6 separate regions of the Homo sapiens genome follow, and regions 1, 2, 3, 5 and 6 are each linked to region 4. Evidence: chromatin contacts called from ENCODE Hi-C or POLR2A ChIA-PET data. All regions are on one chromosome and are shown on one strand. The core of a region is the stretch at or near the end of the contact, and the rest is flanking DNA. Distances in the headings are between cores, read along the strand shown.

Evidence for each region. Hi-C counts contacts between places; a loop is a spot of excess contacts on that map. ChIA-PET counts read pairs that join two places held with the same protein, here RNA polymerase II (POLR2A). Pooled maps may share reads with other maps.
Region 1: a pooled map shows a loop between it and region 4 (4-fold over the local background). The contact joins the promoter of HCK here to the promoter of ASXL1 in region 4. A Hi-C loop is called at or near these places in 1 of 37 single-sample maps with no recorded cell type and 2 of 50 pooled maps. POLR2A ChIA-PET finds 5 or more read pairs at or near these places in 3 of 52 experiments (AG04449, GM12878 and activated B cell).
Region 2: a pooled map shows a loop between it and region 4 (2.3-fold over the local background). The contact joins the enhancer-like site here to the promoter of ASXL1 in region 4. A Hi-C loop is called at or near these places in 2 of 50 pooled maps. POLR2A ChIA-PET finds 5 or more read pairs at or near these places in 2 of 52 experiments (H1 and activated B cell).
Region 3: a loop to region 4 is called in a map with no recorded cell type, with 8 times the contacts of the local background. The contact joins the promoter of C20orf203 here to the promoter of ASXL1 in region 4. A Hi-C loop is called at or near these places in 10 of 37 single-sample maps with no recorded cell type and 5 of 50 pooled maps. POLR2A ChIA-PET finds 5 or more read pairs at or near these places in 2 of 52 experiments (HepG2 and Panc1).
Region 5: a loop to region 4 is called in a pooled map, with 3 times the contacts of the local background. The contact joins the enhancer-like site here to the promoter of ASXL1 in region 4. A Hi-C loop is called at or near these places in 1 of 168 maps with a recorded cell type or tissue (CD4-positive, alpha-beta T cell) and 4 of 50 pooled maps. POLR2A ChIA-PET finds 5 or more read pairs at or near these places in 1 of 52 experiments (A673).
Region 6: a pooled map shows a loop between it and region 4 (6-fold over the local background). The contact joins the promoter of COMMD7 here to the promoter of ASXL1 in region 4. A Hi-C loop is called at or near these places in 1 of 37 single-sample maps with no recorded cell type and 13 of 50 pooled maps. POLR2A ChIA-PET finds 5 or more read pairs at or near these places in 3 of 52 experiments (MCF 10A, activated CD4-positive, alpha-beta memory T cell and activated CD8-positive, alpha-beta T cell).

Annotation. Positions count from the first base shown.
Region 1 is chr20:32,050,007-32,054,055 of GRCh38, forward strand. It overlaps HCK (HCK proto-oncogene, Src family tyrosine kinase), which reads left to right and starts at 2,236. Exons shown (of 13, transcript NM_002110.5): 1 at 2,236-2,480. The coding sequence starts at 2,419. It also overlaps the pseudogene RNA5SP482. RefSeq lists silencers at 2,596-2,655, 3,709-3,908.
Region 2 is chr20:32,032,227-32,035,747 of GRCh38, forward strand. No RefSeq gene overlaps it. Among named protein-coding and RNA genes, the nearest start is that of HCK, 18 kb to the right of the region's middle. RefSeq lists an enhancer at 2,927-3,106. Within about 2 kb of position 1,710, at least 5 of the 41 ENCODE cell types and tissues checked have a DNase peak (open chromatin) inside an H3K27ac peak, as active enhancers do.
Region 3 is chr20:32,672,589-32,676,042 of GRCh38, forward strand. C20orf203 (chromosome 20 open reading frame 203) reads right to left here and starts at 1,353. Exons shown (of 6, transcript NM_182584.4): 1 at 1,044-1,353. RefSeq lists enhancers at 1-100, 2,051-2,120, 2,972-3,454.
Region 4 is chr20:32,356,926-32,360,731 of GRCh38, forward strand. ASXL1 (ASXL transcriptional regulator 1) reads left to right here and starts at 1,406. Exons shown (of 13, transcript NM_015338.6): 1 at 1,406-1,907. The coding sequence starts at 1,851. RefSeq lists silencers at 1,656-1,705, 1,946-2,105.
Region 5 is chr20:31,859,725-31,863,383 of GRCh38, forward strand. DUSP15 (dual specificity phosphatase 15) reads right to left here. Exons shown (of 7, transcript NM_080611.5): 6 at 2,847-3,018; 7 at 1,353-1,951. The coding sequence ends at 1,679. Among named protein-coding and RNA genes, the nearest start is that of DUSP15, 9.0 kb to the right of the region's middle. RefSeq lists a silencer at 1,650-1,849. Within about 2 kb of position 1,584, at least 3 of the 41 ENCODE cell types and tissues checked have a DNase peak (open chromatin) inside an H3K27ac peak, as active enhancers do.
Region 6 is chr20:32,741,743-32,745,408 of GRCh38, forward strand. It overlaps COMMD7 (COMM domain containing 7), which reads right to left and starts at 1,725. Exons shown (of 9, transcript NM_053041.3): 1 at 1,566-1,725. The coding sequence starts at 1,649. RefSeq lists silencers at 342-516, 1,501-1,570, 1,751-1,980 and enhancers at 561-1,388, 2,276-3,220.

The sequences.
Region 1 (4,049 bases), core at 986-3,485, 310 kb before region 4:
ATTTTCACTTGGATCCATGTCCAGGGTCTGCTTCTGGGGAACTCAAATTAAGACCAGTGGATAATACCAAGGGTTGGTAAAGATAAGGGGAAATGATGGGAGAAAGAGTGGGGCAGTGGCGATTCTGCAAACACCTGTCATTCTTGGCAAAGCAAGTACTTAACAAAATTCTAATGTAGGACGATAAGGGGACGTGTATGAGGATGTCCACTGTGGCACTATTTACACTAGTGGGAAATTGTGTGCAATCTAGGTGTCCATGACTAGGAGAATGGATAAATAAAATGTGAAGGATGTAAACAGTGACTACACGTACAGCCGCTACCTTTGGCAACATGGCTGGATATTAACAACAGTGATGGGGGTGGCGGGAGGGAATGTACAAAAGTGAATAAGTAACATTAAACATACATTCAGAACATTATCTGTTTTTATAAAAAGCACATACAGACTAGGTGCAATGACTCACACCTATAATCCCAGTACTTTGGGAGGCCAAGGCAGGAGGTTCAGTTGAGCCCCGGAGTTCAAGACTAGCCTGGGCAATACAGCAAGACCCCATCTCTATTTTTTTTTAAGTTGTCTATGCCATACCACACCGAACACATCTGATCTTGTCTGATCTTGGAAGCTAAGCAGGATCAAGCCTGGTTAGTACTTGGATGGGAGACCCCCTCAAAATAGTTAGCACTGTAGGCTAAAGAGAAGGAAAAAAGGCCCATACAGGTACATATACCAAAAACATAAGAGTAGGGTCATTGTCTTTCTCATTCATGGTTCTTCCCCCCTTCCCCACCAGGGGACATTTTACAAATGTCTGGAGACATTTTGTTGTCACAACTAGGGAGGAGGATGCTATAGACAACTAGTGGGTAGAGCCCAGGAATGCTGTTAAACATCCTATCATTCACAGGACAGTCCCCCGCAACAAAGAATTACCTGGCCCAAATGTCAATAGTGCCAAATTTAAGAACCCCTGCATTCCCCAGCCCCCAGGACAGCTTTGCTGAATGAATTATGAATGAATGAATGAAGAAATGACTGTGGTCCTGATCAGCTGGTAGCAACGGGAATAGAGAGACGCGGTAGAATTCTTGTAGTTTTGGAGATTTTGGAGGTGTGTTACACAGCATTTAGGGTGATAGCCCCTGTCTTTTCCAGGAGAGGGTGTGTTCTGCCCTTGCCTGGAGCTGGGCACAATCCCATCCACTTGGGGCCTCAGTCACCCTCCAGCCCGACTCCTCCCCTCCCCCGACCACCTCCCCCAGCTTGGGAGTCCTCTGAGCTGCCAGGAAGCCAGGGTGGTTCCTTCGGGCAGGGAACTTTGCATGGCCATGGTGGTTCCTTCGAGAGAGGAACTTTGCATGGTGTCTGAATGGAGCAGGCCTGCGGAAGAGAAACCGCTGACCACAGACCTGCCTGGAAGTCTCGGGCCGCGGAGTTGGGGAGGGCCGGGCCAGAAGGGAGGGGTCGGAGTGGTGGGGAAAAGAGATCACGATGCTTCCGGGGTAGGGTAAGGCCTTTCCAGGGTGGGTTGGAATCTTTGAAGACTGTGGCAGGAATCCCTTGATAGGTGGGGTTAGGATCTCTGAAGGGCAGGGTTGGAATCTTTGGACCGGCGGTATAGACCCCTGGGTATTAAAACTCTTAGGCGGCGGGAGGTTAGATCGCGCAGGAGCAGGAGCGGTATTGGAACCCTGGGGTTTGTGTTCTAAATCTTAGGGCAGGGTTAGAATCCACTGAAGTGAGAGTTCGGATCCTTCCACTGGGCAGATTAGAATCTTTGGGGGCAAGTTGAGTTTAAAAATCCTTCAGAGGTGGGATTAAAAATCCTTTGGCGGGGCGGGGTTAGTATCTTGGGAGCCTTGGAGCGGGTGCTGGGGTTCTTAGACGGGCGGGTTCGAATCCCTAGGAGTGGGATTTGGGATCCTTTGGAGACTGGGGTAGGACGCTGGGCGGTGGGATGGGGAGGTGTTAGGGAAAGTGGAGCGGAAGGGATGGGGGTTCGCATCCTTGGTGGACGCGTTAGAAGCCTCCTATGGATGGTGCTAATATTTTTTTTCTCTTCGTGGAGGGTTTGGGATCCTTCTTGCAGGAGACGGAGGTTATGACCCTCGGGGAGCCGGTTAGGATCCTGGGGTGGCGTCTGAATCTTCGGGGAGGTGTTAGGACACTTGGGGCGGAGTTAGCCTCGCTCAGGGCGCGGCTAAGGCGCCCAGATGGCCTGCGGGCGCCACCACGTCCCTGGTCCCAGCTCGGGAGCACATCAGAGGCTTAGAGGCGAGTGGGAAGGGACTCAGACAGTGCAGGACGAGAAACGCCCGCGGCACCAAAGCCCCTCAGAGCGTCGCCCCCGCCTCTAGTTCTAGAAAGTCAGTTTCCCGGCACTGGCACCCCGGAACCTCAGGGGCTGCCGAGCTGGGGGGGCGCTCAAGCTGCGAGGATCCGGGCTGCCCGCGAGACGAGGAGCGGGCGCCCAGGTGAGTGCCGCGCACAGGGGACCGGGAATACCCGGCCCGCGAGGGGTCCCAGGAGGCGGAGGGAGCCCAGGAGCCTGGGGAGGGCTGGCTACGGGTGCGGCTGGGGGCAGCGAGGGGAGACGGAACGTCGGGGGAGCCGCGGGTAGCCCGGGGGATGAGGGGTCGACAGCGAGTGGAGGGTGCCCTAGGGAGGGGCGGCACTGTTGCGGACTGCTGGATTCCCGGGGAAGGGGACGCTCGGGCCCGTGCAGTGACTTTATCCACCACTTCTCTGGGCCGTCCAGGTTCCCCTTCTTGGGGGGGGGCGGGGATTTTTTTTTTAATTTAAAAAAGAAAAAGAAGGAAGGGATGGGGCTTCACAGAACCCGGGAAGGGGAAGGCCCTTACGGTTCCCGGTGGGGGCCGGGTCACGCCGGGTTGGCAGCCAGCTTGGGGAAGGGGGTAGTTGGGCGGAGGCGTGACGTGCGAGCCACACCCAGGCCGGCTGCAGCTGGTCGGCTCTCTGCCCCTCCTCCCACAACAGGTCTAGGTCAAACCCCCAAACCTCCTGGCCCCAGACCACACTGCATGCATGCCCTGTCTCTTTCCTCCTTGGACGAATTCTCCGCCTCCGAATTCGTTTCCTCATCTGTAAAACGGGGCTATGAAGTCTTTCTTGCAAGGATGCAGGAAATTGGAGTATGCGAGAGGTGGTGCGTGTGAGAGACAGGCTAGTGGGTAGCGGAGGGGGCTTCTAGGGGCAAACTGCCTGTTGGGGCTGGGGTAGAGGATTTGGCCTTTCTTTGCCTCTGTTTTCACAACTGCAGGATGGGGAGAGTAATAGTACCTCCTTCACAGGGTTGTTTAGAGGATTAATTGGGTACTGAAGGGGCCGGGCAGGGTGGCACACGCCTGTAATCTCAGCTTTTTGGGAGGCCGAGGCAGGTGGATCTCTTGAGGTCTAGAGTTTGAGACCAGCCTGGCCAACATGGTGAAACCCCGTCTCTACTAAAAGTACAAAAATTAGCCGGGCGTAGTAGCACACACCTTTAATCCCAGCTACTCGGGAGGCTGAGGCACGAGAATCACTTGAACCTGGGAGGTGGAGGTTGCGGTGAGCCGAGATCGCGCCACTGCACTCCAGCCTGGGCGACAGAGAGAGACTCTGTCTCAAAAAAAAAAAAAAAAAAAAAAAAGTTACTGAAGGAAAGCTTTGAGAATGCTGTCTGACAGTACACAGGCTTAATGTATGTTAACATTGCCCTAGCTAGACATATGGCCCCGTGTTCTCAGACTTTAGCCTACATCAGCATCACCTGGACTGCTTGTGAAAACAGATTGCTGGGCCGAATCCTAGAGTTTCTGATTCAGTAGCTCTGTGCAGGACAATGAGAACTTCCATCCCCGGTGATGCTGCTGCTGCTGATCCAAGGAGGACACTTTGAGAACCACTGGGGTAGCCTATGCCTGGCACAGAGAAAGGCCTCAATGCCTATCAGTTGCCTTATCCCATGGTTTTCTCTTTATGGTCCTTTTTTTTTTAGGGGAGGGGGTGACAGGTTAAAATACAGAAAAGTGAAGATAATAATA
Region 2 (3,521 bases), core at 460-2,959, 320 kb before region 4:
ATGTCTGGGTGCATCCTACCCCAACTGAAGTGGTGGTGAGCTATTCAGAAGATCCTCAGGGGAGTTCACTGTTTGGGAAGAAGAAACAGTACTTGTTCCCTTGCAGCCTTGTTACAGCCTAGCTCTGTGCTCAAGTCACAAACAAGAAATAGCCAAGACTCCACAGGCAGCTATCTGGGAGTCTGGGGTAGTCAAAGAAATGGGAAGGAAAGGTTGGAGAGGTAGAGAAGTCAGGATAAGGACAGCATTCAGCACAGCCTGAGTAAAGGCTGGAAAGCTAAAAGGGATGAGGCCTGAGAGGAGGCCAGAGACTCACATAGGAGATCCAAAATGTGTTTGTAAAACCTTGCAAAGGCTTCCATGGCCAGACACATTGTACACACCATAAAATAGGCACTGTTAGCAATTTTCAAAAAAATGTTATTAGGACTCCAGGTCCAAAGAGTTCCATAATTCATACTTGGTTTGTGGTAAATGATCATCCCATCATCACTGGTCCATGTAGGGCCCTTCTGATGTTTTATTTTACCCTCTCCTGATCCACATGTTCCCCACACTCCTTTTCCCTCTTTACTATGAGCGCCTAACCCTATGTGCTGATATATGTCCCTGGACCTAAACTACACAGTGCTTTGTGTGTGTGTTTGTATAAATGATATTACATAAGAATTTCACTCTATTCCTTCTCTCACTCTGTAATGTTTTTCTATTTAAAAAGAAAACTAAGAAAATTTTTAGAGACAGGTTTTTGCTCTGTCACCCAGGCTGGACTGCAATGGTGCAGTGACAGCTCACTGCAAGAACTCCTGGGCTTAAGTGATCCTCCTGCCTCGCCCTCCCAAAGTGCTGGGATTAAAGGCATGAACCACCAAGCCCAGCCACCCTATAATGTTTTAAATACCTACATATGTGCTGTTGAAAAATCTCACTGTTGCATCCAACTGCTGCAAAATATTTCGAGTTGAGCATCCGCTGTTTTCTTTATCCATCTCCCCAGAGATGAACACCCAGGTTGCTTCCAACTCCCTCTTACCACAAACAACACTGTGATTGATGAACATTTTTGTACATGAAACTTATGGGCCTATGTGAGCATTTCTTTGGGCTCTAAATCCAAGAGTGGAATTACTAGATCACAGGGCAGGTTTTGAATTTCATTAACTTCTTCCAGAATGGCTTTCACCAACGGTGAGTGAAGGATGCTGTTTCCCGACATCTTCATCAGATTTTTCATCATCTGATTTTGTAACTTTGCATTCAGTGTGGGTGTAAGGTGGCAAGTTGTTTTAATTTGCATTTCTCTGTTAATCCTGAAATTTATAACTTCCTTCTATACTAGTCAGCCATTTGAGCTTTCCTTTCTGTGACTTCCTTGTTCATATCTTTTGTTCATTTCCTACTGGGCTTCCTGTCTTTTTCTCATTGATTTGCAAGAGTAGTTTATAAATTTTAGATATTAATCCCTTTTGGATGTTGATGTTCCAGGTATATTCACCTAATATATTTGCCTTCTGTCAAGTTTATCTGTGACAGTACTCAAACTTCAGCAGGCATCAGAATGTCCTGGAAGGCTTGCTAAAACACAGATGTCTGAGCCCCACTCCTAGAGATTCTCCATAAGAGAAGGGGAAGGGCCTGAAAATTTGCTTTTTCTTTTTTGGGGGGACAGAGTCTTGCTCTGTCACCCAGGCTGGTGTGCAGTGACGCAATCTCAGCTCACTGCAACCTCTGTGCCTCAGCCTGCTGAGTAGCTGGGATTACAGGCATGCGCCACCATGCCTGTCTAATTTTTGTATTTTTAGTAGAGATTGGGTTTCACCATGTTGGCCAGGCTGGTCTCAAACTCCTGACCTCAGGTATCTGCCCTCCTCGGCCATCCAAAGTGCTGGGATTACAGGCATGAGCCATCGTGCCTGGCCAATAATTTGCATTTCTAACAAGTACCCAGGTGATGCTGATGGTCCAGGGACCGCTCTGAGAACAACTGATTTGTGATGGCTTCCATTGGGCAAACTTGTTCTATTGAGCAAATTCCTTAATTTTGAGGTTGTCGATTTTATTTATTTTCATTTTCTGGATGAAGGAACTGGAGTTCAAGAGGTGAAGTGAATACCCCAAGGTCACACAGTGAGCTGGGCTTTGGACTCATGTCTGGCTAACCCAGAGCCCATGTCCCTAGCCTCTCTACTGTCCTGTCTCTGAGACTTTGGGATGTAGTGGCCGTAGCCTGAGGCATTCCGACCTGAGGCTACAGGGAGCCTTAGTAAGTTCCTGAGCAAGGCAGCCGGAGAGGGAACAGTTGGTTGGGTAGGGACAGGGGCCAAAGATATAGGAGTCTCTCTTAAAGGCCTTGGGGCTTTCCAAGAAAAGCTCAAAAACTGCCGAAAATCCTAGCCACAGCACAGTGACAGGGCTGCTGAGAGGCACTGGGACAGACAGTTCTTACCCCACAGCTCCAGGGATGGGGTAATTTCCCTCACACCCCAAGGAAGTCCCCACCCGCTCCGGAACTACCCTCTTACCAAAGCCATGTAACCCCTTAGTTCCTGGGGTCCAAAGGGCACTGTCTGGGGCAACCCAGGCACTGAGTCTGGAGACTCTGGCCACACTTCCTCCTGTAGCATCCAGAGACCCTGCCAGGAATTGCTTCCCTTGTTGGTTCAGTTCCTGACATCACAAGAGGGGAAAACCCCCTAGGGGTGGGATAGCTGGTTCCCAAGGACTTCTAGGGGTAGTGCAAGTATGGAACTTCCCCACCAGCTGGATCCCCTGGGGACGGTCTTGGCCCAAACGTGAGTGGTAAAATTGTCTCCAGCTGCCGTAGATGGACGCCTCTCCCAAGGTGGGGCCCTGAAACTTCCTACCCACTCCCCACTTCCACTGGCAGCTCCCAGCAGTCCTTCCCAACTATGTGCTCAGGAGCAGGAGTCCTGGGGCCACTGTCATTCAGCCGCCAAGCATTTAGAGGGCACTTGCTCTGTGCCAGGCATTGCACAAGACACTAGAGGGAGATACAGCACAGTCTGCCCACTGAGGGGCACACTGATGGGGAAAACAGTTCCCAGATAATCATAGCACAAAGTTCTCAATTGTAAAGTCAAAGAGTGAGACACCAGCTCTTTCTGGGGAAGCTGGAAAAGGTTTCACAGGGGAGGTGAGCCATGAGCGAGAGCTTGAAGGACAAGGTTTTTGGTGGGTGAACAATAGAAGAGAGAGCCCTCCAGATGGGGACCCAGCACAAGCAAAGGCAGGGGAGCTTGAAGGAGCATGGCGTGCTCTAGGACTGGCAACCGGTTAGCACTCGTGCAGCACTTAGGCTCCCTGGCCAGAGGGTCGGAGGGTTTTTAATCCGAGCTCTGCCATCTGCTTGTTCGGTGACCTTGGGAAAGCCCCTAAAATGTCCCTGGGTCTTGGTTTCCTCATCTGTAAAGTGGGGTTGATAATAGCCTCACCCTCGTAGATCCCATAGATTGTCATGAGTCTTAAGATATTTCACGTAAAAGTATATGTAGAAAGTGCTC
Region 3 (3,454 bases), core at 103-2,602, 320 kb after region 4:
CTTCTTCAATTTAAATAGCTTTAGTTTTGTGGGAAAAACCAAGAACCACAGTGTGCCTGTCTCTATTTCTTGCTCTTGTTCCCTTTTATTCCCTCCTGAATTTCTCACCACACCAGGCCTTTTTGTTCTGGGACTCTTCCTCCTCTACCCTCCCCACTCCCTCCCCTGCCTCCCCCAAGCTCACAGCATTTCACACAGTTCCAGAAAAGTGCTTCTCTCCCTGACTGCCACCTGGCCCTGCTGTCTTCCCACAGGGCTGTGGGCTCCGGCAGCAGAGACCTTTTCCTACTCCCTGTGCCCCTGCATCTAAACAGACCCAGCATAGGAGAGGGGCCTGGTGAAGATGGCTGGTAGGAAGGCACTAGACTCGGGCTTTGAGAGCCAGAAGGCCTCAGGGAGTGAAGAATATGGGACTGGCAGGATCTAGGGGCTGAAATGAGTGGCCATAAAAGAAGCCCCCTCAAGACCCAAGACTCCTTGGTAGTAAGGGCTGGGCATCTCTCTGTGTCCCACCTCACACCCTGGGGCGGGTGAGGAGAGGAAGTGGAGGGGTTGCAGGGTTGGGGGAACAAGCGACAAGCCCGCCCTCCTGAGGAGCCCCAGGGCTGGTACAAACGGCAGGAAGAGGCTGAGCTGGGCCCCTGGAGCCACAGAGGCAGGAGGGAGTGAAGAGGCCCTGTGGCTGCCATGGGGGACAGTCCAGCAGCCTCCTCCTGCTCCCCTCAAGACTGGCCGGAGGTGTCTCAGCCCCCGTAGCCAACCACAGAGAGAGCACAGGGCGGAAGTGGCTGGCGCCTCAGCCATAGCTGCCGGAGATGGGCTCAACGGCCACACGGTCCCCACATTCGGGGAGCCTCACCGCAGCCCCGTGGGCACAGAGACCCAGGTGGAGCTCCAAGGGACACATGAGGCACAGGGAGTCTAGGGCAGCAGCTTCAAAACCACACACTGGTCTTTCTGCTGGCTTTTTTGGTCACCATCCCCTGCTTAAAACCCCAGGGTCACCCCACACTTTCAGCACAGACAGGCTGCATTCCACCCACCTGCAGGCTCCTCTGCCCGGCATTCATCTGTGCCACCTGCCCCGGCCATTTGGCTCCGACTGCAATGACACGTTTGTCTGGGAGATTCTTCAAGGGCACATAAAACATATCTGCCTTTGCTCACTGTGATGTCTCCGACGCAAAGCAGAGAGCCCGCCAGCGTAGCCACTCAGAGCTGAGTGGTGGTGGAATGAGTGAAAAGGCTGCAGCTGGAAGGGCTGGGAGGCGGGGGGCAGAGTGGGGGCAGCCAAGGGTTTTGGGGATCACACAGGCTTGGGAAGAAAAGTCAGCTCAGACCCACTGGCTATGTGACCTGGCCCTGCAGGTCCAACTGTCAATGGGTCTAACCCCGCCCACCTCAATGATCTGTGAGAGCTGAGCGGGGGAGACACTGTTCAGAAAAGACTGGGTCCCTGAAACTGTTGTTGTCGTTTAATCCAGCCATTTTTTTTAAGTTTGTTTAAGAGACAGGGGTCTCCCTATATTTCCCAGGCTAGTCTTGAACTCCTGAGCTCAAGCAATCCTCCCACCCTGGCCTCCCAAAGTGCTGGGATTACAGGCGTGAGCCACCGTGAGCTTGGCCCCAGCTCTTTCATTTATGGACAGGACATTTCAGGAGAGGGATCCATCCAGTCTCATCTTGGTGTTTAATATTTAAATGCACCAAAAATGGGGTGCCAATTGGTGCCAACTTTTTGGAAAGAGACTTTGATGTAATCTGCCTAAAAGTAAAATGCTCATGTTCAGCAACTCAGCCCTTCAGCTTCTAGGAATTTTGTTCTGCAGGGAAAAAAAAATGCTGTATTTGTATTATTAATATTGTTACTGGGTGGCAGGGGGAGGAAAGTATTCAGTGTTTTCAGAACCACCCACCAGGAGGCGCTTTTGCATCAGGGGCCCAATCAGGTTAGCCCAGAGCACCTGGATTTAAGTAGCAAAAACAAATGACAATCTCTAGCCCAATGTCTCAAGAACATTCCAGTCTTTTACTTCATCTCACCCTCGAAACTTCCTTTTTTTTTTTTTAGACAGAGTCTCACTCTGTCACCACGGCTGGAGTGCAGTGGTGCAATCACAGCTCACTGCAGCGTCGACCTCCCAGACTCAAGCAATCCTCCCACCTCAGCTTCCTAGGTAGCTGGGACTAGGTGCACATCACCATGCCTAGCTAATTTTTGTATTATTATTTTTTTTTTTGTAGAGATAGGGATCTTGCCATTTTGCCTAGGCTGGTCTTGAACTCCTGGGCTCAAGCAATCCTCCTGCCTCGGGCCTCCCAGTTCTGGGATTACAGGAGTGAGCCACTGCGCCTGGCCATGACCAAAACTTTTATTAGAGACAGTATCTACTTGCTTGGTGCCCTCTCTGCCCTTCCTCCTAAAGAATCCCCCTTCAAAAGGAAAAAAAGGCCATTCAAATTTGAGAGAGACTCAGGGGTCCAGAGTAAACTAAGTTAAATGAAATCAAACCTGGACCGTGGGCTTCAAGTGTGTTATTAACCCCCTCCCTCCTGTCCTGCTGCATCCTTGGCTCTGCCCTTTCACTTACGTCCACGTCTCTAAACCCAGCCGTTCTTCCTTCTCCCTTGGGTCTCTGTGTCTTCTGTCTGCCTCAGGTGTCCTTCCACACGCTACCCACCCGCCTAGGGAATACTCCTTCTGAGTTCCTGGGCAAACCACCCAGTTCTCCTCCTGAACCCTCCCCCAAAAGGCTCCCTGCACGTTCCATCTCATGAGGGCCAGGCTGTGCCCAGGTGAGGACACTCATCACCTCCACTTTTCCCATCACACTGGTGTGTGGAGCGCCCACCCCACCTGGGATGTAGAGGGATGCTCCTTGCCCAGCAGTGCTTCTCCCTGGGCCTCAGTTTCCCAGTCTAGGGTACCCCCACACCTCTCTCAGCTTGGGCGTGCTGTACTTTACCCCATGTCAGCAGTTCTCATTAAGCTAGTCTTTAAAGGAGGAAAAAATAATTTTAAAAAATCTTCCTTTGTTCTGGCCTCCGGTCTATTTACAATGACAGTTCATGAGGAACTGGGTTCTGAGCGAAAACAAACAAAATGCCTCCATTTTAGAAGGGGTAAGGTCTGGAGGGGAAAGAGGGAGATAGGAAAGAACCTGTGGTGGCCTATCCTCTCCCCGTGACAGGAAGGCCTTTGAACAACACAATTCTGATTGTGCTGTTGCTACCTCATTTCAAATCCTTCCCCCTGCCCCACCCTCCAGAAGCAGCACCTGGCATGGTAGGCAAAGCCCCATCAGCTCTGGCCTGCACGACTGGCGCTCCAGCTTTGGCTGTCCTCCCGCAGCCCTGGGATCCCTAAGCCTAGAATACGCCACGCCCATTCCCCCACCTTCCCCACCAGCCGAATTCCCCTTCCGCTGGGGAGACTCAGGTTGGGGGTCAATCT
Region 4 (3,806 bases), core at 156-2,655:
TTACCGGACTCACAAGTTTTCTGTGACCAGTATTAGAAGCAGAAAACACTGAACCCCTTGGCGTTAGAGTTTGGGCTACACCATAATGGTCTCCTATCAATACTGGCTCTCGCTACGTGTTAACATTAGGGAGTGGAGAGTGTGTTTCCTCACCCAGGGAAACCGTTTAAATGTGGCCACTGATCCTGCCTTCATAGTTTTTAAGAGCTGGCATCAATCCAACTCCGGACGGACTCTAGAAATGTTTCTGGACAACGACTGAACCTATAGTTACAGAAAACCTATGTGCTGGGCGCTCTGAATTTCATTTCAGGTTCTAAAACTAAGGCTCAGAGAGGCTAAGTATATTGCCTATTGTTTCTCAGCTGGTAATAACAGCTACCATTTATTAAACATTTGCTCTATGCCAGGCGCCATATCATACGGACCTGATAATGTCAAGATCTCCCTTCACATCCTCTTCCAATCTGTCAAGAATTGTATGTTAATTTTAATTCCAATAATGCCATGAAATACAAGACAAATGCAGATCAGAAAACTGAGGCTCAGAGAGGTTGAGTGGACAGCCAGGGAGTGACTCAGCCAAGATTCCAGTCTAGGTCCGCTGGACTCCAGGGCCTGAATTCTCTCCAGGGTACTGCCTCTAAAAACGCCCTCAGGTGCATTCTGGTCAGTATGGCCCCAGAGTCCAAGTTCTTTACACGACCCGTCAACATATCACCAAGTTCCTAAGAACGCTCTAGGCTGCTGGTGCAGGCTCTGCAAATACACAGCGGCCTGAAAGCACAGGAAGAAATGAAGAACCGTCTAAGTCCATCAGCCGTGGAATAACCGTTTTACTGGTATGAGGGTCTTTTTGTCTCATTATTATGTGGCAGTGAGTCATTTAGAGGTGACCAAAAGGGAAAGTCCTGCCTCTCGTCCCCTACGAGAAGTGTAGGTAAGAACCGTTTAGGCGAGGAGAAGCACGAAGTGGGAACTGCGAGTCGAGCTCCCCATCCTCACTCCCCACCCGCACCCGCCAGGAGGTCCTGAAGCAAAAAGCACCGAAGGGGTTAAGGGTGGCCGGGGGAGCCCAGCCACCGCCCCTTCCCAGCATCGCCTCCCAGAATCCCGCAGGCCCCCAGCCAGTTCTCGCACCTCGCGAGACTCCACCCAGCCCCTTCCCCGAACAGCGACCCGTCCCCGTTCCTAGCTGAGGTCGGTGCTAGGCGGAGGACGCGAGAGGGAGAGCGGAAGGGGGCCGCCGGGCACGCCGGGAAGTGTGGTCCACGCGCTTCACGCGGCCATATTCTTCCGGAGCGGGGGAGGCCAGAGAGGCCGTTGGGACTACGACTCCCAGGCGCCCTTTCGGTTTGTTTTTGTTCAAAAAAAAAAAACCCCACACTCCCCCTCCTCACTCTTCACACACACTCACACACACCCACGGCAGACACGCACGCACCCGGGCGCCGAAGGGAAAGCCGCGTCTCGCCCTCCCGCCCCGCCGTCGGTCCTGTCTCAGTCCCTCAGCAGAGCGGGAAAGCGGAGGCCGGAGCCGTGACCTCTGACCCCGTGGTTATGCGGAGCCGCCGCATTCCTTAGCGATCGCGGGGCAGCCGCCGCTGCCGCCGTGGGCGACTGACGCAGCGCGGGCGCGTGGAGCCGCCGCCGCCCCTCCCCCACCGCCGCTCTCGCGCCAGCCGGTCCCCGCGTGCCCGCCCCTTCTCCCCGGCCGCACCCGAGACCTCGCGCGCCGCCGCTGCCACGCGCCCCCCCCACCGCCGCCGCCGCCCCAGCCCCGCGCCACCGCCCCAGCCCGCCCAGCCCGGAGGTCCCGCGTGGAGCTGCCGCCGCCGCCGGGGAGAAGGATGAAGGACAAACAGAAGAAGAAGAAGGAGCGCACGTGGGCCGAGGCCGCGCGCCTGGTGAGGCGGACAGCCGAGGGGGGCTCCGTGGGGCCCGGGGTGGGGGGGGCTCGCCGCGCACCCCCCCACTGGGGGGGGAGGGGCAAGGCCCTGCCCACCGCGGGAGGGGGCGGGGCCATCTTCCTTTAAGAACGGGACAGCCCCGCAAGGCGAGGGGTGGGGAGCGCTCCGCCGGGATGGGATGTGGCGCCTTTTTCCGCTCGCCCTCGCGCCCCCCCCGCCCCGCGCAGCTAAATTCCGGCGGAGGGGCGAGCTGGCAGGCCGGCTCCTCCCACTCTGGGCAGCGGGGTCCCGCGTCCCCTCCCCCACTATTTGGCAGCGTCTGGGGGTCTGGGGCAGCTTCGTTCATTCACCCGGGGGAGTTGGGTTTCCGGGAAGGGTCGGAAGCTCCTCCCTCGCTTCCTGGTGGGTAATGGGGTGGTGCCTTTGACTCCGGGGGTGGAAAAGCGACCCCACATTCAAGGACGCCAATGGCATGTTGAGCTTTCCCAATCTAAACCAGGTGCGTGGAGGGAAGCAAGTGCTTACTCCCAGCTTGAACCCTGAGCAGCGGTTCTCTAACTTTAGTGTCCTGTGGGCGACACCTGGGAGGCGGTTAGGAACGCTACTCCTAGGGCCCTTCGTAAGACCTGCTGAGCCTCAGGGTCTGGGATAGAGCCTGGGAATCTGCGCTTTCACCAGCTTCCCAGGTGATTCAAACGCAGTGGCTCACGGACCCCACTTTGAGAAACGCAGACTGGGCTGTTTGCCTTCAGAAGCTGGACTGGAAATTGGTATTTTGAGGAGAACTGAATCCACTTTGCAAAGAATGTATGTTGGACAAAGACAAAGTATCTCTGTTGGGAGACGTTGTTCACTGAGGATTTAGCAAGGGAGAGCGTAACTTGAGTGTTTGAAGCCGTCTCGTTCAACCGATGGGGGTTGTGAATTTTGTGTTCAGAGCGTCAGAGGACTTGCAGGTGAAATAGCTTCCTTTTGGATTACTCCCACAAAGCTCAGACACTTTGAGACATATTCGGGTAATTATCTGCTGATACCAGTAGTAACAGGTTATACTAAGATGTCAGTTCCTAAGATCTGTCACACAGCGAGGTTGTGGTGCGGATAGCATAAGTGTCTCTTGACACTGTAGTTTATATGTAATGGTTGTAATTCAGTTTTAATGATGAGTGAAGCTCAGACTTAATTTTCTCTCTTATTTTGAAGTGAGTTTTCTGCTTCAAAGGTGTTGTGCAAAAAAAAAAAAAATAGACTGTATTGGGGGGGTTGACACAAACCTGAAGTACACCTTTTTCTTTCTCGAAGTCTGTAAAAGTTACAGATTTATAAAAACTGAAGGAATTTGGGCTACAGAATTTTCATTGGTGCTTGCTATCCTCTTCCCTAGTCATTTGTTGCCCAGGGAACAAAAATAGCAATTGTTTGTATGCTGAAGTTTTGTGCTTCAGTTTATTTTGGCCTGGCATGTGAAGTTTGAAGATTTTGAGGTTCCGAAATATTTTTTTTCTGATTGAGTCAAAATTGGAAGCTTGGGCTAGTTTTCAGGATCTTGTAGAAATTTCAGGATTTCTCTAACGGTTCTGCACCTGGAAACAAATATAGGCCTGATGGGGAGTGGGAGAGAGCTCTCGTTCTCCTCCTCGACAATGAGTTTTGTGTGTTCATTGACATTCTCCTTGGCGTTCCTGTTATGCGGGTGTTTATGACCCTGGGCACCCAAGGAAATTTGCTTGCCAGAGTTTTACTTGTTAGAGGTAGGTGAAAGTACTTTTAAGTCTTGTGTTATTTATGTCTTGACAGAATTATGAAATCTGTTTGTCTCAAAGTTCTGTTGGCTCTTACTAGTTGACTTTAGGAATTTGGGGTCCACTGTTAAGTCTCTTTAGATTCTCGAATTTA
Region 5 (3,659 bases), core at 334-2,833, 500 kb before region 4:
TTGGCTCACTACAGCCTCCGCCTCCATGGAGGCTTTTAAATAGGGGAAGACACCATCAGAGGTAGAAGGTGTTTTAAATGGGGCGTCTGGCAGCACCATTAACCAGCCTGGAGGACTGCGGGCTCCCTGCACTCTGGTGAGTCCAGCCACTTTGCTCTTCACATGAACTGTGAAGGGAAAGACCCTAACTCATGATGGTAGGTAGTTAGGAAGCAGCTCCTTCTGTTTTTGGAGGTTACTGGCAAGGAGGTTACTAACTCATGGCCTTAATGTTCTGTCTGCCTGGAATGCTTCCCCCAGATAACCAAACGGTCCACTCCCTCACCACCTGACATATTTTTTATTTGCTGTCTTCCCGACCAGAATGTCAGCAACATGAAGGCAGAGGTTTTGCTCATTGCTGTATACCCAGGGCCGAGCACAATGGCTGGCACACAGTAGGTACTCAATGGACATTTGTTGAATGAATGAGGAGTAGGAAGTTGGGGTGGCAGCTGAAGGTTATTTTGTCCATCCTCCAACTCCAGTGCTGGAATCGGTGCCTCCCCGACAGCCCTGAGCACAGTGATTTGTGCATATTAAGAACCCCATACGAGTGGCTTATTGGGTTATAGCTATTTTCGATCCCTCTCAACTTTGGGTTAACTTTAGTTTTGGAAGTATCAGCTGCAGTGACTTCTACTCATCCTCAGAGCCAGCTACCGCTTTGATGGGCAGCCCTGGCCTTTAAAGTCTTGGCAGGAAGGGTCATTCCCACTAGCTGGGGGTGGAGCCTCCTTGTCAGGAACCTCCCAAACCAGAGGAGCTGCTTCCTAACTACCTACCGTCATGGGACTCAGACTGACTAAGCTAGCGTCCAGCTTTCCCTGCTCTGGCTGTGTGTGCTCCGGCAAGCTGCCTGATCTCTCTGAGCCTCTGTTTCCTCCCTGAGGATTAAGTGAACTCATGCAGTAAAAGGTCAGGATGAGGGAGGCGCTACCTCACCTTCCTAGCTACTATTTGTGCACAGGGAAGGGAAGGGAGTCGGGGAGGGGAGGGGCCCCTCATGGTGGAGGAGAGGGGTTCAAAAGGTGGAAGGGGGTTCCGAGAGAAGGAGGGACTTGGGCCTTGTCAGGCGGGACACCGTGGCTTTGGGGGAGGGGAGATGTTAGAGAAGGAGGTGGGGTCCCAGGAGGCAACTCCGCAGACTGCAGTTGCGGGAGGGTGGTGGGCTCCTCAGGCCCCCAGGGGATGCAGGCTCCCTCGCATCCCCTTTTCTGCAGGCTGCTGGCCCCTGGCAGTCCTGCTGGCTCCTGGCAGAATCCTGCTGCCCCGCCTTTGTTGAATGACTGGGAGGCACTCGGACAGGCAGCTTCTTCTGTGTCTCTTTAATACCCTCCAGGCCCGTCAAACCCTCCACTCTCCCTCCCTCCCCTCCCGCCGCCTTTAAGGGTGGGCCCCCTCCCCCAGCCCAAGGACTAAGGCACCAGGTGGCTGCAGCAGGCCGGCCCGGACACAGAGACGCACAGGTTGGGGACGCTGACTGCAGACGCGGACGAGCAGGGCGGGCGCGGGAGGCAGGGTTCAGGCCGCCGCGGGGCTCCCCCAGCCTCTGGGCCCGTCCTGGGGGGCGTGGAAGGCGCAGACAGCCCCCGAAGGGAGCCAGTCGGAAGTGGGGAGCCACGGCTGGACTGCATCCTCACTTGCCGCCCTTGCGGGACAGACACCGGGGGAGGCAAGAGAAAGTCTGCTTGACGCGCGCCAGCAGCGGCAGCGGCCGGTGGGCTTCCCGGGGCGTGCGCGGCACCAGGCGCTGCACGGTTCCCTCGGAGGCTGCTGAGTGCGGCCCGGCGGAGGAGGCCGAGGTCGCGGAGCCCTGCCGGCAGCGCTTGCACAGCGGCAGCAGCGCGCGCAACTCCTCCTCGTCGCGGAAGGGGCTCTCGCCGAAGCGCTCCTCCAGCTGCCGGCGAAGCTGGGGTGGGCGGGTGAGGTGGGCGGGGTCAAGGCCGGCGCGGGGCGGGGTCAAGGCAGCCGGCCCCGCCCCCACCCTCCCGACCTTCGCCCTTCTCCGAGCGTCCCACACCTCGCTGAGCCCCTCCCTTCCTGAGCGTCTTCTTTGCCTCCCTTCTCCGGGGTTTCCATCCCCTCACTGAGTCCCTCTTCCCTTCTAGGAGGCCCCTCCCTCTCCCTGACCCCTCTTCCCCCTTTGACACGCCAGCTTCCAGACCTGCTAAAGTGACCCCCAGGCGCCCAGCGGGGATCACTCCTCCCGCTTTGCACTTCTGGGTAACTCCTCCCACTTTGCACCTCTGTGCTCACAACCCCATTCCCACAGATTTCTTCCTTGCCCGACTCTTTCCCAACGCCGTGCTGCAGATGAGCCTCTGGGTACCGCCCTCAACCTGCTGAGAGCCCTCCCCCTCTCATCCTTTGTTCCCAGGGAGGCTTAGTTCCTGACATTTCTACGTAGCATCTGCCCGAGAGGTATAAGAGGGAAACTGCTGTGGTCTCATCAAGGACACAGGGATGGAGTAGGACATGGACAATTCTCCCCGATGGGGTCAAACACTCAAATCCTTCAGGTTCCAGCCAGGTAGGGCAGGCAGTGGGGAGGGCTGGAAGACCTGGTCAAATGGAAGGGCCCGCACTGATCTAAAGGCATTCAAATTCTAAATTGAAAAAGAAAACACCTGGCTGTCTAACAAAATACACCTAGGAGGTGGATTAGCTCAAAGGCCATGAGTTTGAGACCCTAGAAAAATCCGGGTCTGAGGCACAGGCTAAAAATGTTCCAATCAGTGATCAGTTCGAGTGGGAAGAAGGATCTCCCACCCCTGGCCCAACCCAGCCCTTGACCCCATCCCTACCTTCTGGGAACTGGCCCAGCCAAACTCTTCAAGCTGCTGCCTAAAGCCTGGGTTGGGGTTGGCGATGGGCCTGGTGGCCTTGATGGCTTCAAGCACGTCCCGCCAGCCTAGCCCCGTCACAGTCATCACATACGCTGTCACAATCGTGGTGCTGCGAGAGATGCCTGCAAAGCTGGGATCCCCAACAACCCCTCAGGCTTCAAGTAAGATCCAATGTCCTCCATGCCCCCAGGCACCCCACCCTGCTTCAACTCCCCCACCCTTGCCTCCTGAGCTCCAACCATAAGGGACCTGTCAGGACTTGCCATCCCACCTCCAGGCCTTTGCCATGCTGTTCCCTCTGTCTAGAGCATCCCCTGGGTTCTCCCACATCAAAAGCCTGAGTGAAACACCATTCATTCAGTCAATAAATATGTCCTGAGCATCTGTTCTTTTTCAGGCACTGGGGATGTAGCGGGTATAAAACAGGCATGGTCTTTGCTGTCCTGGAGCTTACAGTATGGCTGGGGGGGGGGGACAGACGTTGATCAGATAATCAATTCCAGGTGGTGATAATAGCTTTGAGGATGAGTCTGGGGGCTAGGAGATCCACATAGGAAGAGGTATTAATCTATAGGTGGGGTGGGGTTAGGGAAGGGGTTCCCAAGGAATAGATATCAATGAAATTTGAAAGATGAATAAGGGTTAGTCAGGAACCTTCTGGGCAGTGTGTACAAAGACCATGAGGCATAAGCCTCGTAGATTTGGAGGATGGGGAGGAGGTTAGTACAGCTGGAAAGGGGAAGGAGGGAGAGGGTGGGAAATGAGGCTTGG
Region 6 (3,666 bases), core at 475-2,974, 390 kb after region 4:
AACACACAAATATTTACCATTATAGTCCAGTTGCCTATGGTATTCAGTACAGTCACATGCTGTATAGGTTTGTAGCCTAGGAGCAATGCGCTATACCATATATCCTAGGGTGCAGTAGGTTTGTGTAAATAAACTCTAGGATGCTTGCATAAGATAAACTCAGGGCTGGGCACAGTGGCTCACGCCTGTAATCCCAACACTCTGGGAGGCTGAGGTGGGCAGATCACCTGAGGTCAGGTGTTCAAGACCAGCCTGGCCAACATGGTCAAACCCCATCTCTACTAAAAATACAAAAATTAGCTGGGCATGGTGGCGTGTGCCTGTAGTCCCAGTTACTCGGGAGACTGAGACAGAGAACTGGTTGAACCTGGGAGGCGGAGGTTGCAGTGACCCGAGATCGCGCCACTGCACTCCAGCCTGGGTGACAGAATGAGACTACGTCTCAAAAAAAAAAAATTAATTTCCATTTCTATTTAATTTTTAAATGTGGCTACTACAAAATGCAAAGTTAGAAATGTGGCTTGCAAATTTTTCTATTGCATAGCTCAAGCTTAGAACCTTCCTGTCGTTACAAGTTCTAAGTTTGGTTTTTATCTCGCAAGCAGCACTACTGTGTGGGAAGTTGTGGGGGGTATGGAGATGAAAGAAGAGGGGCGCTACCTCCTGGGAAGTGACAACCTAGCGGGGGAAATAGATGTATCTTCCCAGTGGGGGTGAGAAGTGTCATTCTCACCTATTTCAGCAGCCTTGGTGGTATGAAAAGGCATCCCAACCAGCACAGAAGCAGGATGCCTCCAAGACTGCCTTGGTTGGCACCTGCAGCCTGAAGGGGGAGAAAAAGGCTTTGCTAGCTCCCCTACCATCGAGGATGAAGACCCCCACTGTACACAGTGTATAAGGTTTCTTTCCATGTGAATCCCAGTGACTCTCCTTAACTGGGTGGAGGTGGAAGGTGTCATCAGCCTTGTCCCAGATCGAGCCCCTCAGGCCCACAGAGCCCCAGTGGGGCCTGGCTATTACTGACACTCATGTCACACTGAGATGTAAGACGGCAGCCCAGGCCAAGCTTCCCCGGGCCCCCTCAGATTCTCGGGCCCTCCCACTCCCCTCAGGCTTCCTCGGCCTCCCTGCCAAACATCTATCTCCCTTTGGACCCCACTGCTCCCCAAAACTCCCCACGCCCTTAGTCTGTTCCTTCAGTTCCCCAAACTCCTTCAGCCTCATCTAGACTCCCCTCCGTCCCTCTTCTAGGACCCCAAAAGCTCTCCTCGGCCCCAGGACCCCGCAGAGGTCCCGTAGTCCCATCTCTGAGACCCCACAAAGCCTTTCGGACCCCTCAGGTGGCCCTTAGGCCTCCGGAGATCCCTTGGCTCCCCACACTCTCCTCAGACCCCAGCTCACCTTAGCCTCGCCCCGAACCCACCTCACACACCCCAAACGCCCACAAGACGCCGCTCTGTCTAGTCTCTCCCAACTCCCGCGCACCCCCGGACGTCCCCCCCACCCCAGGCCCGGATCCTGGAATCACCTGGGCCCCGCGCCCCACGCCCCGCCGCCGGGCCCACCTGCGCGCCCAGCTGGTTCAGCTGCTGCATGTCGCCGCCCACGGCCTCCGGCACCGGGTCCTCAGTGCAGTGCAGGCGGCCCATGGCGCGCGCCCCAGCCCCGCAGGTTCCACCGCCGCCGCCGCCCTGCTCAGCTTCCTCCTCCGCTGCCGCTGCCACCGCTGCCGGCCTCTCCGCGCATCCACAACCGCACTTTCGCCACGGCCGTCGCAGCGCACTCCTCCCCCGGCCGCCCTGGGCTGTCCGGAGCCGGGGAGCCCTCGCAGGGCCGCGGACACGCGCGGCCGCCGGGCTCCGGGGAGGGGCAGGGGCGGCGCCGGCACCGGCAGACGCGAGGTTTCCTGCCAGCTCTCCCGCTGAGTGACCTTTGGGTACGGCGCTTGGCCTCTCTGAACCTCAGTTTCACCATCTGAGAAAATGATGGCTGGGGTAGCTCCTTAAATGAGTTAAGCCTCCAGAAATGTTTAACGCAGAGACCGGCACACAAGAGGTCTTCAATCAATGGCTAGCTGCTATTATCATCATCACTGTTACTATGCACTCCAGAGATATTTATGGCAGCCTACTCGATGCCAGACACTGGGGACAGGGAAGGGAACAAAGCAGGCCAGAGTGTCTCTCGGAGAGCTGACATCAGAGTAGAGACTAGGTCTCAACCTTGGAAGGGCATCAGCATCACCCCAGCATCACCTGGTATTGCCGGGCCCCGCCCCCAGAGGATCTGATTCGAAAGGCCAGGGTGGAGCCTGAGAATTTGCATTTCCAATAAGCACCCAGGGACTACACTTTGAGACCTTCTGGAGTGGAAGAAACTGACTTACCAAAGTTTCCTCAAAATAGTGCGAGGGCTTTGACTGTGCGGGGCAGGGAGGGTGGTGGTGAGGTGGGTGAGGGGAGGTTACTGAGACCGTGATCATCACTGCAGCCCCTCAAACACTCTAACCCCCATGCCCTCTCTTCCCAGGGGCTCCTCACAGTTCCCAGGTGAATATTACCCTAATCCCCACTGGAAACATGAGAAAATAGAGACATGCTACCCAGAATCTAGGAACTGAACGCCAAGCCTAAGGGCTTCACCTAGCCCCTAAGTCCAGCCTTGAGGGTAAAGAGGTAATGCCGAGAAACCTGGAGCAGGGAAATGTGGGGGGTTTGGCTGGCCTTCCTCACCAGCCCTCCTCCTCTCCTCTACCCTTTCCTGAAAATCCCTTCTGTAAAAGTATAAACAAAATGTCTTCTACCCGGCCCGGCGCGGTGGCTCACTCCTGTAATCCCAGCACTTTGGGAGGCTGAGGCGGGCGGATCACTTGAGGTCAGGAGTTTGAGACCAGCCTCAACATGGAGAAACTCCGTCTCTACTAAAAATACAAAATTAGCCGGGCGTAGTGGTGCATGTCTGTAATCTCAGCTACTCGGGAGGCTGAGGCAGGAGAATTCCCTGAACCCGGGAGGCATAGGTTGCGGTAAGCCGAGATCGCGCCATTGCACTCCAGCCTGGGCAACAAGAGCGAAACTCCGTCTCAAAGAAAAAACAAAAAAGTCTTCTACCCAAAGGCCAAGCCCATCCCCTTCAGTCATTATATCATTCATACATTCATTCAACAAATATTGAGTGGCACATGCCTGTGGTCCCAGCTACTCGGAGGCTGAGGCAAGAGGATCACTTGAGATCTTGAGATCGAGACTGCAGTGAACCCAGATGGCGCCACTGCACTCCAGCCTGGGCGACAGAGCAAGACCACATCTCCATAAAAAAAAAAGAAGGTCTGCTGTGAGGCAGATACCATGACATGATAGGGGGTGGGGATTCCACAGTGACACAACCAGATGAACCAGATGCAGTGCCTGGCCTCTGAGAAGTCAGAATTGACCCAGGGGGCAGACGCAAGTGTGTGTGAAAGTATTAAGGGATGCCAAAAAGTAGGAGGTGCTTTGAGAATGTGTACAGGACACAGTCCGAGTTTGGAGTACCTGGAAGAGAATAAACCTTCGGGTGACAAACAGACAGGAACTCAGAGGCCCTACTCACCGTGCAAGAATTTTTTTTTTTTTTTTTTTTGAGACAGATTCTGGCTCTGTCACCCAGGCTGGAGTGCAGTGGCAC